2 separate regions of the Homo sapiens genome follow, and region 2 is linked to region 1. Evidence: chromatin contacts called from ENCODE Hi-C or POLR2A ChIA-PET data. All regions are on one chromosome and are shown on one strand. Each heading gives the region's core, a stretch centred on a gene start or an enhancer-like site at or near the end of the contact. The rest is flanking DNA. Distances are from core to core; before and after follow the strand shown. Region 1 has its middle 140 kb from the start of HDAC9. Region 2 overlaps HDAC9 (histone deacetylase 9).

What was found. A loop is a pair of places that touch in the nucleus more often than their neighbours do. ChIA-PET counts read pairs that join two places held with the same protein, here RNA polymerase II (POLR2A). Pooled maps may share reads with other maps.
Region 2: a loop to region 1 is called in a map of astrocyte of the cerebellum, with 5 times the contacts of the local background. The contact joins two enhancer-like sites. A Hi-C loop is called at or near these places in 10 of 168 maps with a recorded cell type or tissue (B cell, GM23248, IMR-90 and 7 more), 4 of 37 single-sample maps with no recorded cell type and 2 of 50 pooled maps. POLR2A ChIA-PET finds 5 or more read pairs at or near these places in 2 of 52 experiments (AG04450 and MCF 10A).

The regions. Positions count from the first base shown.
Region 1 is chr7:18,351,506-18,357,631 of GRCh38, reverse strand. It overlaps a transcript of HDAC9 not described here. Among named protein-coding and RNA genes, the nearest start is that of HDAC9, 140 kb to the left of the region's middle. Within about 2 kb of position 1,376, at least 3 of the 41 ENCODE cell types and tissues checked have a DNase peak (open chromatin) inside an H3K27ac peak, as active enhancers do; they include B cell, where a contact is called at or near this core.
Region 2 is chr7:18,551,343-18,556,799 of GRCh38, reverse strand. The region is part of intron 2 of HDAC9 (histone deacetylase 9); the gene reads right to left. Among named protein-coding and RNA genes, the nearest start is that of HDAC9, 58 kb to the right of the region's middle. Within about 2 kb of position 3,587, at least 6 of the 41 ENCODE cell types and tissues checked have a DNase peak (open chromatin) inside an H3K27ac peak, as active enhancers do; they include B cell, where a contact is called at or near this core.

The DNA of each region.
Region 1 (6,126 bases), core at 127-2,626:
AAGGTTATATATACTTACTGACCTTTTTTTTCTTAGAATTGATTTCAATCTGTAATTATGTATTGTTATTTTTTGTTTATATACTGTTTTGTCTGTCTCCTATACTGGCTATAATTCCACAAGGGCAGAAATTGTGTTTGTGTTCTCTCCCTTCTCCTTTATTTCTTTCTCTCAATAAACAACCAAACAAGGCCTAGCACACAATTAGCAAGCAATCAAAGTTTACTGAGGAAAAAAAAGGAGAACAGAGACGACAGAAGGAAAGAAAAAGTCAATTTAACTGCTAGGATCACCCAAATACGATTTTTTTAAATCACAGCTTAAAGGTCTGTTCAGGCATTTCTCATTGTTTCTTAATACTGATTGATGTCTACCCTTTTTCACATATATATTAGATTGGATATATAGGAAGAATGTCAGAAACGAAGTAACAATAAGACATAGTGAGGGGGACCTAAAACTGTTTCAGGCTCCTACACTAAAATCAACTCCAATAAATCCTATAAGATTCTATAAGATCCTAGAATGGTATAAATTTCCAGGTATTTTTAAAATTCAATGATCATAGGGAAAATGCCATTAATCGTGGGGATGAGAAGAGGTAAGGCATTTCTTAAAATGACTTTCAGTATATACCTTAATGCTAGTTAATTTACCTTTCCAACCCTTATTTGTTGGCTTCTACTGTACATAAACTAATAATAAATAATTAAATGAAAAGAACAACAATCAAAAAACACACCAGGATGCTTATGTCTTACAACTTTAAAAATTCTTATAGATTTTAAATCCTGCATCCCTAGTTATTCATACATTGAGGAGAACTCTACATTTATCTTTTGGCATAGCCGGATTCTTCCGATGCGATCTGAAGAACTTGTGTCAGGAATTCTTATGACAATCTCCTGGGCATCAACCCTCCCCCATGTGCAAATACCGGTTTTATTCATTAACTGACTATTGTCTTTACCTAAAAATCAAGCTCTCTAAAGGAAAAAGGTTGTGAAAGTTTCAACTGAAATTACTCCTATGTTCCCCTGTAGAGAGAGCTGAAAGATCTTTCAAGGACATTAAATAGCCAGAGGTGAAAGGGAGCAACTAACAGGAAGGAAGGGAGGATTCATTCGCAGGAGTCACTATAGGAAGGTCCTCCACTGTGAGGTCGTCAGGATGAACTAAAATTGGAGAGTTCATCTGAAACAACTGGGCATTCTTGATGCTTGGGAGTTACAAGTTTGTTGTCTTTAAAAAAAAAAAAAAAAAAAAAAAAAAACCTATGTGCTGCCCTCTAGAGGCTACAAAGAATAATGGCGCCACCTATTAAAAACTGAAAGGAAAAAGTACAGGCAGGAAGAATTTGTCTTTGCCAAATGTATGACCTAACGTGTTACATTTAGTGTCATACTTCAAATTAGAGAAGTAAATTAATATCATGTACGGGAAATTCTGAATTTGATGCAAATAATGATTCTGTCTGAAGACCCAATTCTGGATCTTCCTTTTTTTCTTTTTTAGTTTTTTTACATGCATTTTTAAAAATGACTTTACTAAGGTATATTTAGATACCATAAATTTGGTCATTTAAAGGGTACAATTCAATGATTTCAAAGTTCATTTAAACCAGATTGTACAATGATCACTATAATCCAATTTTGGAACATTTCAATCGCTTGCAGTAAGATCCCTCTAGCCAGTTTATGGCTAATACCCACCCATTCCTGCCCCAGCCCTTGGAAATCACGAGTCTACTTTGTTTATCTATAGATAGGCCTCTTTTGTTTTTAAAACAGAGAAGTTTAGAATTAAATGCTTCATAACATGACAAGGCAATTCCTCCTTTTTGTAGTGCTTTTCCTTCAAAATGTCCTGCCTTGATCAGTGTCACGAAATGGGGGTTAAATCCCTCACCAAACCAAACTCTGGGGAAAAGTACCTGTAAATGCCTAATTCTCAATGTCTCACACTCTGTATATTTAACCTTCCACAGATTTGAGGGTGATGTTAAATTTGTCTCTAATGTCTCTGAAAATTCACTCTGGGTATACTTTTAGCATGCAGTCCAACAGTCCATTTCAAAATAAGCTTTCACATCCCAAGGTTTTATAAAGGATTCATGGTTTAAATATCTGCCTTCATTAATTATGAGCAACCCATTTTTAACAGAATTTTTTTAATCCTAAATTATTCACTTCTTTAATAATGAACTTATTAAAAGTCTCCGTTTTGAATATCTGAAGAACATGCTAGTTCTGGTAGTATAAAGAGCCTATGTTGAAAATGAAGATTCCCAAGAACCCAGACTCTTGGAAGGTTAAGACCAGAGGCTCTAAACCATCCTTTGTGGTAAAAATCCAGCTCTTGAATTTCTGTGTAACCCTGAGAAGGGTACTTAATTTCTCTGTACATTGGTTTCCTCATGGACAAGTGGAGATAATAAGAGTTTTTATTTCATGTATAAAAATGGTGAGAAGTGTACTTGGAGCATAGCCCTTGGTGACTGTCTGCAATCAACATTATGTGAAAGTTATTTTACCAAGGATAATTATCATCACTTCTGTTTGAGAATAAAGACTGGATTTGTAACTGGTGGTAGAAAAAATGACTGACAATAAGCAGATTGAGGATCTGTAATTATTAATTTATCATTCCTTGTATCACATCCTCTATGGCTCTTCAAGACCAGCTGTGGTTTCAGTGCATTTCCAAGCCTAAGGAACAAACCAGGAAGAATGCAAACACTGGTCTCAGAGATAACAAGTCACATCAGAGCTTACGTGCCCCGATGTGTTGACTGTCTAAAGCTTTTTGTATTGCCTGTTTTAGATCCTTCTGAAGGGCATTTCCCTCACCACATCCAATTGATGAATTGCCTTTTTCACAGAGGTCAGGTTTTGGGATCAAGGCAAAGGGAAAGTGGAGGAAATCTGGGCCTGGATAACTAAAATAAAACAAATTAGACAAAAGAAGAAAGCAAAGATAGGTATTAATGGTTTGATTTTTAAGTTCCTTTTTCTCCTAAGCAATTGATGCTTTAATTCTTACGTACAGCGCATATCTCTGTGAATCAAAACCAGTAGAGAATCAAACCACTATAATTAATATAACAAGGCCTGCTGACTCACCTCCACTAAACACAGTCTCTAAAAGCCTAAATCTGCACATTAGTTGCGATTAATTCTTCTCTCCTCTTTCAAGCACCGTAGAGCAGAGCTTTATAAATAGCAAAGTGTGTTAATTTAAACAAAATATAAGAAACCAATTTTTTCAAGGTGGTAAAGACTGGCCTGCATATTTTCATTATTGCATAATGGTTACCTTTAGCCCATAAACTACAAGGTCATAGTAAGGTCACAATGAAGTGGCAAATGTAATAAATGGGAAGAAAAGTAACTAGAGACCATATTTAAAGTGACTTTTTTCCCTAACTAGGTAAATAAATGTCCTTTTAGTATAGTTCATTCAGTAGGGCTGATTTAAAATAGGTTTTCTATTTGAATCATTCATCCACACCCTATATGATGATAAAATTTCTTTTAAATTTTCTTTTTAGTGCTTTTTTTTCACCTTAAAACATACAACCCAGAATTTGCTAAGTCCCAAATGGTTTAATTTAACTTAAAGGGTAAAGCCACCCTTGGCTTAGAATGTGCATACACTAACATTCAAAATAAAAGAAGGTGAAACAGGTCACACTGTTCAGATTGTGAAGATAACATTAAAATTGGCAAAGAAGAACAAAAATGAAAAGAATAAGTCCATGCTCTTTGTGTTTCTATAAAACCTATCCCTTACACCAGGTGGTGGTAATCCAATGCTAGGAGTTCATGATTTTAAAAAGTTGTGTACCTGCTACTTCACTATAAAACACAAAGGTGCAAAGTCTGCTTAGGCAGAAAATAGCTCGAGATCTTTCAGATCCAAATGTGTAGGTCAATGTGGTAACACAGGCCAGGCATTCTGCTGTGTTTTTCATTTATATGCTGTTGATACCCAAGATACAGCAAATAATGTCATCAATTTCCTTCAATTACCTCATAGAGGATTCATTTGCACTCAGGGAATAAAAAGGTTGCCACAGTAGCTTCAGGATCACTCAGCAGCAAGAATCGGCATTAATAACTATCCTCAGAGGCACAGAGGGAGGGAAGAAAGTCATTTACTTAACATTCTTTAATTCTTTGTGGTATAACAAGACTATGTCATGATTTAGAGCTAAAAAGCACAGTTGTTTTGCTCACGAGAAAAGTCTTTCATAACCTACACAGTTTTTGTGACACATGGAGTTATGAGATCTTAGGCTACCTTTAAATACGGTATCCCCCTGCTGAAAGCTCTCAAACAGCTTGCAGAGGAAAAAAAAAAATCCCAATATTACTTTACTCCTGAGACATCAAATATCCCATGTCTTACTTTATAAAGAAGTTTCTTTGTACAATAGCTAGATAGTGCTGAAGAAAATAACTTTTGTATGCCTGTATCATAACACAGGGTCATGTATAGCTAATTAAGCATTCTTCCTTAGGTTTGATTACATAAAGAGTTGGTTTTGTAATACAATAGCACATGAAGGTCAGTATGGTTATGAGAGAAACCTTAGATGCTATGACAAATCCAATAACTAGCAGGGTATTTGTTCATAAAAGTAAAGCATTTCTCAAAATATTTTGCTGATTTGTTAAGGTACTGGAAGATATTTTGCTGGCCGCCGAGCTGACCTTCTGCAACACCCTATATGGTGAGGCTGTTAAAAGATTTTCTTAGAAGATACAGATTTGTATTTTAGAGTAAGACAGAGACAAAAACAAGGATCATGAAATGGAGGTTCACAAGTATCTGAACCAAAGTGGGGAAAAGGGGGGAAAAAAACAAACATCAGCCAGCTCCTTATTTGCACACCGAGATTCACTAACTCTATATGGTAAGTCCTATTTCCCGTCATTTTCCCTGAATCTAGCATGCTAACCATCATAACGAAAAAGAGTTTGTTTTCACCTTTACGTTCCCTTTGAGTATTTAAAACGGGGAATGACTCACATCTCACAAGGCCAAGAATCTTTGAAATGAACTTCTGGAAAATTTAAAGGTACCTGGAGCTCCTGCAACAAATATAAGACTGCACTGCCCTCCAGAGGTGACTCCCTGGCAATTACCTTTAATCAATTAATGATAGGAGGACCAAGTAACTGTGTTGCAGTAATCTTCATTGCAATTTTAGTCCTTCTATCTCAAATAGTTTTCAAAACACAGGACTAAAAATCAGTGGCAACCTACTGTTTCCCTCTAAGCAGAATATTATATTGTCTCAGCTCTTCTATCTTACTTCATTTTGTTTGAAAATAATATTTGCTACCTCTTTGGCTAAATGTTAAATATTAATATTTTTGGTTGGAGGGCCTATTTATTCATGTACATTTTTCAGAAAAATCAGATTAAACAGACAGCCTAAGGAAACCTTAAGAAACCTGAGGATCCTCAGAGATAACTGAAGGTCACACAAAGAACAGTTCAGAAACAGAATATTTTACTGTCTAATTATGTTGTCATCACTTAACTGAAGCTTGAAGGGTGCCCACAGTTATTGTGAGAAAAATATAAACTCATTTTGAATTTTTTTCTTCTTGAGCTTTTGTTCTCCACAGCTATGTGATCTAGTTCTGTTCTGTTCCACACACACCTTCCAATAGTGGATAACCTTGTATATTGTCACTTTCCACATATTCACCGTCAATTCAAATTTTTTGAGATTTAAGACAAGGCTAATAATTTCTTGATAAAATTGTAATAACCTGTGTGTGTGCCTGTATGAATGACTCAAAACACATCTTTTAAAAGTTCTTGACAAAATTAAACATTATCTACACAGCAAATATTTATGTAGGGCTTTGCAAATGCTAACTCATTTAATAATCACAACAGCTATGCAACAGATAGTTTTACTATCATTCACCTTTTTTTACAGATGAGGCAGATTTTGAGAGATTAACAAAATCACAGAGCTGGGACATGATAGAGCTGAGATTCAACTTCAGTTTAGCTTCAGCGTCCTGGTTCCTAACTTCCTCACTTTGCTTTACATGGTCATTTAAATATATATATCTTCCCTCCCATTATAAAAAGCATTAATAA
Region 2 (5,457 bases), core at 2,338-4,837, 200 kb before region 1:
TTTCCAAGGAATTATGTATGCAGCATTACCAACAATTTAACAGACACATGAAAATGTGTGGGGAAACACTGAGAAACAGAAGTTTTATTGAGTTAAATATTAAGATAAGTGACAGTAATTTTTAAAATATTCAATTTACTTCCAGAGGAACATTTTTCCATATGTGGCATTTGGCTGCTGACTTCAACACTGGATTGAGACAGAAATTAGTGAACTTAATTAAAGAGCTGAGAGAACATCTGAAAATTCAATAGACATTATTTAGATAGTAAAGACGCTTTGAATTTTTGATCACATAGGATACTGCTATCGTAAAAGAATTTAACTGTCTTCCAATTTTTGCCCAAAAGGTGAGAGAAAAGTCAATTTTAGGTGTTGTTTCCTACTACATTTCTTATTTCTGAATCTTGGGCACCCAAGCCCTTGCTCAATGGATAATTATTGAATGAAGGAATGAATAAATGATTTAATAAAAAGTAATATTAAGGAACTCACCTTTATGCTAAAATGACACAAATCTTTGTAACTGTTTTTGTCTATAAGAAGTTTGTGAAATCTTACCCTATCTTTACATAAACACACAATATAAACCCCTCCCAACACATATTTCTAACACGAAGTGCTACCTGTATTTAAATACAGCCATGATTCACAGCTATAACATTTTTGAACTGCCTCCAACAATAACCTGAAACTTTTGAAGCATGAACATTTTTAACAGAATTTTTGATGATATATTTATTTTTCCAATTAAAAAGATATATTTACTAAAGAAAAATAATTCAAGAAAATAAAAAGAAAATCCCAAGATTTTACCATGTAGAAAAAAATCACTGTGAGATCTACTTTTGGAGTGTAGACCAACCTATGTAAAAAGGTTTTCATCTTGCTCTTTTCACTGAATACTACAATACAACTATTTTGCCATGTTATAAAAATTTCTCATATTGTCTTTGAATATAATGAAATAACTTAGAATACAGACCTACAATAATTAATTTAGCCATATGTTACTAATGAACATTTAAATTATTTTCGATTCCTTGTTTTTTAAAAATATCGTTTATTATTACATCTGTAAATGGGTATTGTAGAAATTAGGAAATAATAAAATACAGAAAATATCAACACCAATTCCTAATACCCAGATGTTAGCATTGCTAAGATCCAGTATATCCTCTTGGATCTTTTTCATATACACACATCTGTGTGTTTGTGTCTGTCTCCGTGTGTATACTAAAATGAGGTAATATAGTCATATTGTATTGTAGCTATATTATTTTGGGGGGTCAACAATCTCCATCTATTTCAGAATAATTTCATCACATCTAAAAGCCAGATCATATTCACACACAATTCCCCACAATTGTCCCAAAATTATCCATTAGAATTGGATTGTCAATAATTAACCAAGCTCCCATTCCCCAGACTTCTTGAAGACTTCGGAATTTTTTGCTGTTAGTAACAGTTTTGAAATGCAGACTTTTGAGTATCAGGCTTTTTCTATAATTAGAATTGTTTCCTTAGGAGAGGTTCCCAGAAATGGAATTAATGAATCAAATACCATGAACTTGTAAATCTCTTGATACCTACTGCCAAATGTCTTTCCAAAAGCATTGTACCAAATTATATTTCCAACAGTGGGGCATAAGAATCTTTTTTAAATGAGCAAAGTTATATTAAAGGAGACTTTTGAACAGAATTTTAATTTGATGTCAAAAAATAATGAAACTACATTTTATATGTTTTCATCAACTATACAACTACACAATTTTATATGTTTCTGCCAAGTTCAGGTCAGTTAATTGAATATGCACTTCACACATAGAATTTAACTAGGTAAGAAAGATGTAGTATATAGTTCCTGCCTGCAATATACACATAGAAGCTACTGAGAAGATAGAAAGGACCCTTAACAGATGATGTCAATAGAATTCTAGAAGACAGTGACAGAGATGCACCCAATGATTTGTAAGAACCAGGTTCATAGTCATCCCACCCAGTCTAAGAAGAGAGAAAGCTCATGAGGGCTTCTTGGAAGGTATAACAATTTAGTTTATCTTGATGGTTAAGTAGGAGTTATCCAGGGCAGAAAAAAAAGAAGGAGGGAGACAGAAGAGGATAGTCACAGCAGAAGAATCAGCATGATCTTCAAGAGTGATCTGGGCTGGGCGCGGTGGCTCACGCCTGTAATCCCAGCACTTTGGGAGGCCGAGGCAGGTGGATCACAAGGTTAGGAGATAGAGACCATCCTGGCTAACACGGTGAAACCCCGTCTCTACCAAAAATACAAAAAATTAGCCGGGCGTGGTGGCGGGCGCCTGTAGTCCCAGCTACTCCGGAGGCTGAGGCAGGAGAATGGCGTGAACCCAGGAGGTGGAGCTTGCAGTGAGCCGAGATCGCGCCACTGCACGCCAGCCTGGGTGATGACAGAGACTCCGTCTCAAAAAAAAAAAAAAAAAAAAAAAAAAAGTGATCTGTAATACCAGTTGGTGTACACAGAGGCAACTAACCAGCCTTTTTTTTTCCTGTCTTTTCTTCGCTTTTATGGTATGCATCATTCCTTTAACATAGTTTCGACAATATAGACAATACAGTTCTATAATCACTTCTTATGCATATAGTGTATATTTCAGATCTTCCAACTGTTCTAAGGAAGAAGGATTAGAATTAATACCTTCTCTAGAGGACATCTGATAAATATATGGACTTATTTTTTACTGTCACAGTAACTAACGGTGCTACTAATAATTACTAGGCAGGAGCCAGAGAAACTTAACTTCCTACAATGTGTGGAACATTTCCATACAAGAAAAGAACTGCCCTACCTAAAATGCCAATAGTGTCCCACCCTCCCTTCATAAGAAATACTGAGCCAGACTGTAAGTCCCTTGAGGATAAAGACGGCATTTAACTTATCCATTACTCCCATCACACCTATAACTCTCTTCTAATTTACTCCACTATTTACTATGCATCACCATCAGGGGCATTACCAGAACATAAGGGGCTGTAGGATGCTCGTAGGTAAGATAAAATCAGTGGCAGCCACCTATCTCATAATTTCAATTGGCAAAGAAAACAAATCAGCTTTAATTCCCTCTATTATTTGCCTCGGGGAGAAAATTCCCAGAGACATTCAAGATCTGTGAAAAACTTATGTTTAAATAATTGTGACTTAAATCCCCTACCAATAGTTACCCGGAATTAAAGCAGAATCTTTCGAAGCTTAACACCTAATATGTTATGAAAAGTGCAGAATAAAATGATAAGTTCACACAAGTACTGTTTGTTCTTAATTGTTTGATTAGACTTTTTGAAGTCTGCAGCACGTATTGCCTTTAAAAGTTTCTTCTTAAAACAAAATTGCCATGATTTATTTTTTACTGAATCTTTACACATCATTAAAACACAGTCATTTAGGCTTTAAGACAACCACAGTGTTCTTGAGGGGGGAAAAGCACCCTAAAAACATAGGGTTCTTAAGGTTTTTATTTTACAATAAAACAGGCCACAGGCAAATAAACACAGTTCTGAGTTAAAAGTAGCAGGAGCGTTAGGTTTCAGAATTATCGTAAAACAGGAAGGTTGTGAGGGTGTATCAGAGGATGAAAGCAGCCTCAGCCCTGGAGCCTTCCTGCTGACTTGGGCCATGCCAAAATACACAATGGTTTACGCACAGCACAAATACACACAAAGGTGCACACGCACAGTACTCAAAGGATAACTTACTTAGGATAGCTATTATCTTTCAAAAGACCTAGTTCAAAAGTAGAAGATAATTTTTTTAAAAGGTTCAAAGAGTTAATGCAACTACTCCTGAAAATAACACGCTGCCAGTACACTTGGATTAGAAATGGTTTTCAAGCTTGTGCATATTAGCAGTTTTTATTAAGGTAAATGCCATCTGGAAGAATAATCTTCTCTCTTTGATGATAATTCTACAAACACACATACACACTGAAATGCCGGGTACAGGTTTACCTCTAGAGTCAGTGTTGAATTTCTCTCTGAACAATTGCTTCTAGACCACATCTCAGAGAAAAAGTAAATATCTGTGTTGGTAAATATGGCTCAAAATATACACTGCAGTAAGGAAAATATACATTGTGGCAAAGAATGCCATACCTACAGTTATAGCCCATTCCAGTAAAAGAAGTGGGAGAATATGCCAAATGGAGGTAGCAGTTAAATTGCTCACCAGAAAAATAAAGAAAACCGGGTCATTATTTTTCCTTCCCTGAAATAAAGAAGCAGCTTCTGCTTAGTTTGGAACAGTCACTGCAAAAAGGGAAGCTTGTGTTTATTCAGCTCTGTTCTCAGCAGTCCATTTCATTAGGCTTCTAGTGCTTTTTTTTTTAACTTTGTTGCAGTAATTTGTGGGTACTGTAAAGCCTACTCATTAAGTGGAAACTCAGAATCCTGTAATGCAGAATATAAGCAAAAGACAATATAAATACACACCAAAAAAATGCAAATTAATTTCCAAATAGTCTGCAGGCTCAAAAAAAAGGAAAACCTGAAAATCTAGCTACTTTTTCAAGATCATAATTTGCATTACTAATAATTTATATTTCCACCTATAAACCTACATAAACCTAATGTAAAAATACTTGACATTCTTGATAAAATATATGAACAAATTCAATAAGAGTGTAAGCTACAATATATTTGTCACAGTTTGAAATGAATTCCTGTATAATTTTAATCACAGTTACTACACAGGATTACTTGATAATTCCAAGCCAAATGCTTAATCTTTTAAAAATGCACAAGTCCACAATAACATGTAGCCTCAAAAAGTACTATCTATAGAAGATGCTGATAATAACAAATGTGATCATAATAAAGATAAGATGCTTAATATCTTTTTCCTAAGATAATAATACATAAAATACATTTCAATCCAGCCTCCTAGAATAAGTGTAGTGGTTACCTTCTGCTGTAAATAACGGCTCAAGGAAATTCAGACTCACCACAGAAAAACTGTTAACACCAAATCTAGTTCTTAAAACAATTTTAAACAATGTTGATTCTGTTTGAAACTTAAGCAACAATAACAACAAAGTCTACTTTTTCTTAGCAGGCTAAATTTCAAACAAAAAATGATCCTGTTTTCCAGTATAAAAATAGAATAAAAATAAAATTAGGGATACAGGAAGATATTGAATCACATCATACACATTTGCACTGAGGTAAGAGACACAGTTTAGTAATTGGATCGCTTTTGATACTTATTCTTCTTTTGGCTGAGAGGACACACATTGTCAGGGTTTCTATCTCACTAGTTGCTTCTTGTCTCATTTTCTGGTTCCTTGTCTATTCCCTGACTTCTTAACTCTGGTTCCCCGGGGTTTAGTTCTTGGTCTTCTTCTCCACCTATAGTCACTTCCTCGGTAACCTCATCTAATCTCATGATAAATATCACTATGTGTTGGCAACTCTCAGATATGTATC